2 separate regions of the Homo sapiens genome follow, and region 2 is linked to region 1. Evidence: read pairs that join two places in POLR2A ChIA-PET (ENCODE). Cell type or tissue: HepG2. All regions are shown on one strand.

Region 1 (2,500 bases):
GTATTTTATTCATTGGTGAATTAGTCCGAGTTTAGAGACCTAATAAGTAAGCACTGATTTTTATCTGGTCTTCATTTTTTTCACCACTCAATTCTGACTCCAGGCAAGATACGAGAAGTAGATTTTAAGCATGTTTGATAAATGTACCCAAAGTAAGTTCTGGTATAGAGAGTTTCAGACAGAGAGTTTTTATGATATTTACCACAGAGCTTCCTTATGATCTTGATGTTGAATGTGAAACAACACAATTATCCCAGTCTTCCACGTCATAAGAAGAGACATATCATACATGCCAGTATACATAAAGAACAGTATTTTATCATTACTCTAAATTTTTAATAGGGTTAGCCACTTATATTTTGGTTTTGTGCCATTTCCCTATTTAAGCACCTAAAGATCCAAGAAAGGAAATAATTTCATAACATGTTTTTATTTAGATTTTCTGACTTTATAAATAAACGATGCCGGGTGCAGTGGCTCACATCTGTAATCCCTGCACTTTGGGAGGAGGCTGAGGCAGGCAAATCACCTGAGGTTAGGAGTTCGAGACCAGCCTGGCCAACATGTTGAAACCCCTTCTCTACTAAAAATACAAAAACTAGCTGGGCATGGTGGCAGCCACTTGTAATCCCAGCTACTCGGGAGGTTGAGGCATGAGAATTGCTGGAACCCAGGAGGTGGAGGTTGCAGTGAGCTGAGATCGTGCTATTGCACTCCAGCCTGGATGACAGAGCAAGACTCTGTCTCAAAAAAAAAAAAAAAAAAAAAATCACTGGAAGGAATTCTGTGTTTAAAAATGTAGTTTTCACATAGTTTAGGAAGTAGAAAACGTACAGGGGAAATTTCACAGTGGATGGTAAAACACATGGAAGAATGAGGAACCTGGCATGATGGGGAGGAGAGAGGTCCGGTAAGGGAACGAACACATAAGAAAAAAGCAGAGAACGCAGCCTCTGTGTCTCTCGCAGAGCCCAGCTCAGTGCCTTGCCCACTTAAGCTCTCAGGAAGTGTTCACTCAAATGAACTCACGCATGTGTCTAACTGAGCGAACACCTGTATATCCCAGAAAAAGTAACTTCCAGTCCCCATAGAATAAGTTTAATAAAACTCAATCCTACAGCTCAGGAAGAACTTTCTAAAAGCAGGACAGTGGTTTTCCAAATGCCAGATATTTTTTCAGAAATTGTGTTTTGTTTTTTGTAATTGTGATCATTTGATTATTTGTTAGACAAACCTGATCACAGTGGTTTTTTTGTTTGTTTGTTTTTGAGACAGGGTCTCGCTCTATCACCCAGGCTGGAGTGCAGTGATGCAATCTCGGCTCACTGCAACCTTTGTCTCCCGGGTCCAAGCGATTCTCATGCTTCAGCCTCCCAAGTAGCTGGGATTACAGGCATATGTCACTATGCCCAGCTAATCTTTGTATTTTTAGTAGAGATGGGGTTTCACCATGTTGGCCAGCCTGCTCTCAAACTCCTGACCTCAAGTGATCCACCCACTCAGCTTCCAAAAGTGCTAGGATTACAGGCGTGAGCCACTGCACCTGGTCATGTGATCAGAGATTTTTAATTGCCAGAGATGGCCCATTGGCTCCTTTTGGCTTTTTGCTTTCTTTCTTTTTATTTATCTTAAACCAGCCTCAAAGCCCCCACTGTTCTCCTGAAAGGAACTGAGGTGAGGAATCTACCTCCTAAGGCAAATGACCAGAGCAGAGGACAGGATAGACTGGGTTTCCATCACGTTGACATATTATTATCTTTCATAACTGGGATCCTTTTGGATCATTAACAGTAGCCATGAGGTAGAAGGTGGGACTAGACTCTGGAGGGGGACTTGGATGCTGAATCAAACTGAGGAGTAGTTAAAATAAGGACAGGGCAGAAGCAGCTTTCCATGAGATGCACCCACCAGTGTTCCATGTCAGCTAACCCAACATCCAGGAGTTACCTCCCCTTTCCATGGCAATGACCCAAAAACCCAGAAGTTACTACTCTTTTCCTAGAAATTTCTTCATAAACCATCCCTTAATCTGTATGCAATTAAAAGTAAGTATAAATGGCCAGGCGCAGTGGCTCACGCCTCTAATCCCAGCACTTTGGGTGCCAGCCCTTGAGCAAGTCATTCCCTCTCTATGATCTTGGGCTCCTCAGTGGCTCCCAACCCTGGTCACACATTAGCATCACCTGGGCACCTCATAAAAACCCATGACTGGTCTGGCCTCACTGCAGAGCCTCTAGCTCTATGGCTGTAAAGTGCAACCTTAGCAGAGTTTTCCAAAGTCCCCAAGGGATTCTGAGGGACCACCAGGACTGAGACACCCAGGGCTGGGGGATGTCCGAGTTCACCCAAACTTGGTTTCTCACTCCCTGGATTACCCCATTTCCTGGGCCTTTAGAATTACTGTAAATGCTTTCATTTAACACAATGTCCATCTATAATACTATAATTAATCTTGATATTTGCACAAGGGTGTATGCAAATATCAAGAGTAATTACTCTT
Region 2 (2,500 bases), 110 kb before region 1:
AATTCCATTCATGAGGGCTCCACCGGCATGACCTAGTCACTTCCCAAAGGCACCACCTCCTAATACCATTCCCTTAGGGGTTAGGACTTCAACATATAAACTTAGGGGGCAGCGGGCACAAACATTCAGATGTACAGATGCCTTGTTCTCTGTGGTGTTTAGAATAGTGAGGTTATTGTCTAAAAGTGTTTTTCTTGCCAAGCTTCCCATCAGCTTGTCCTTTGGTAGTGAGAGGAGGCTTTTCTTGGGGCTTTTGTTTTTTTTTTACCCTGCTCCACCCCTGTTGGTATTTCCAGAGTGCTGGCTTCTTCGCCTACAAGTTTGGGATGTATGAGGCAAAAAGAATACAGAATACCCAAGAAGCTCACCAATATGCCATTCCTGGGGTCCCAACTTTTCTAGCTTGTCTGCCTTCTTCTCTCTGCATTCAGAATTGTCTTATGTTTGTCTTTTTTTTTTTTTGAGACGGAGTTTCACTCTTGTCACCCAGGCTGGAGTACAATGGTGCAATCTCGGCTCTCTGCAACCTCTGCCTCCTGGGTTCAAGTGATTCTCCTGCCTCGGCCTCCTGAGTAGCTGGGATTATAGGCGCCCACCACCACGCCCAGATAATTTTTGGGTTGTTTATTTTTTTTGGTAGAGATGGAGTTTCACCGTGTTGGCCAGACTGGTCTCGAACTCCTGACCTCAGGTGATTCACCCGCCTTGGCCTCCCAAACTGCTGGGATTACAGGCGTGAGCCACCGCGCCCAGCCTTTTGTTTGCCTTATATGTGATGACCAGGGTTTTAGTTGTACATAGCAGGAAGAATAGGGAAAAGTACATCTACTCCATCTTCCCAGAAGCAGATGTTCTATAATTGACTTTTTAAATGGAAAGTTATAAAATAATTTTTTGTATGCAAGGAGCATTAAAATATTGAAACTGGCTGGGCGTGGTGGCTCACGCCTGTAATCCCAGCACTTTGGGAGGCCGAAGCGGTCGGATCATGAGGTCAGGAGATTGAGACCATCCTGGATAACACGGTGAAACCCACCTCTCTACTAAAAATACAAAATAATAGCCGGGCGAGGTGGCGGGCGCCTGTAGTCCCAGCTACTTGGGAGGCTGAGGCAGGAGAATGGCGTGAACCCGGGAGGTGGAGTTTGCAGTGAGCCGAGATTGCGCCACTGCACTCCAGCCTGGGCGACAGAGTGAGACTCCATCTCAAAAAAATATTGAAACTAAGATTCATTATATTTGTAAATACAATTTGTTAGATGTATAATAATTAGTTCTGTGGTAAGGTTTTATTTCAAAAAACTAAATTTGAATAACATATTTCTTTTTACAAAATAAAAGCAGATTGCCTTTTTTGTCCACCAAAGCCATGGCTCTAAGGGGGAAGAAAAAACCTCGCTCATGTTTATGAGAAGTTGGGCTAATAATAAACATGTCCCAAAATGCTTTCCACAAAGTGCTGATTCTGTTGAGCTTTTTAGTTGCAAGTAACAGAAGCAAGTTCTTAAGCAAAATTGGGCTGTTCCTGGCTTCAGGAAGGTCTGGAACCAGGAGGTCTGGAACCAGGATGGCCCCAGGGTCCTGAGGAGCGACAACTAATGATTTGCTCAGGCCTCACCTTGGGCTGAAGGGAGTCAACCTTTCTTCAGCCTTTGTGTTTCTCAGTCCAAGATCTGGATCCCAGAGAAAGAGATTCTGGGCTGCCTGGCTTGGGTCACACTTGGGCCGTGATGTCTAGGGAGGATGGAGCACTGGGAATGACAGTTCCAATAAGACCGTGTCCAATGGGGAGGGGGCGGAGGAGAGTCCTCCCCAGCAAAATCAGGGTGTCGTTTATCAGAAGAAAAGGAAAGGATTAAAATGTTAGTCAAGTGAGAGTCATAGATGTTTACTCCAGATGCTGATGGCTGGATTCCAGGTTAAGAGTTCTAGAGCCAAATGAGTTTGAGAACCTGAGTTAGACAAGGAGAAACTCCCCTGAGAGCCTCTAACATGCTCTGGGGGCCTCCCAGCAGTGGGTAGAGGATGCATTGCCTTTAACTACATGGTGCTTTTCTTGCCTTGGCACCCCATTAGCATCTCTGGGAACTCAGCTGGGGAAACCCTGGCTGGGCAGGTCTCCAGCGAGCCTTTTAGCTCTGAGATCCTGTCATCCCACAGGAAGGACGTGTTCTGCCTGCAGGTGGCTTTATTCTGTCTTGCTGCTCATCGGGTGAGTCAGAATCAGTTCCCAGCTCTGACCTTTTCCAGGTGGGGGACACATCTCAGGTGTGGTGAGGTTGTGGCAGAGCTGGGACTAGACTGGGGTCCCCTGGCTCCACATCTTTCCCTTCTGTGGCAGCGCTGAGCCTTGTTGGGAGAGAAGTTAAGGACAGCTATCCATAGTGATTTCAGTTGGTGGGCCTCCCTCTCGGTCCTCCTGCCCTCTCCCGTCCCTGGCCAACTGCCCCTTCTCAGGGAAGACCTGCCCTCAGCTCTCTAAGCCCCGCGATCTAGGAGA

The links. ChIA-PET counts read pairs that join two places held together with the same protein. Peaks named below come from ENCODE experiments on the same cell type or tissue, not always from the same donor. Only the 100,000 strongest peaks of a DNase experiment are listed, where the experiment ranks them.
Region 2: POLR2A ChIA-PET joins it to region 1 with 6 read pairs; 3 of 35 experiments call an interaction of 5 or more read pairs at or near these places.

Annotation. Positions count from the first base shown.
Region 1 is chr1:24,548,054-24,550,553 of GRCh38, forward strand. The region is part of intron 2 of NCMAP-DT (NCMAP divergent transcript); the gene reads right to left. Among named protein-coding and RNA genes, the nearest start is that of NCMAP-DT, 6.7 kb to the right of the region's middle. In HepG2, no CTCF peak of the experiment used is centred here; a DNase peak (open chromatin) is centred at 1,348.
Region 2 is chr1:24,436,044-24,438,543 of GRCh38, forward strand. The region is part of intron 2 of NIPAL3 (NIPA like domain containing 3); the gene reads left to right. Among named protein-coding and RNA genes, the nearest start is that of NIPAL3, 21 kb to the left of the region's middle. In HepG2, no CTCF peak of the experiment used is centred here; no DNase peak of the experiment used is centred here.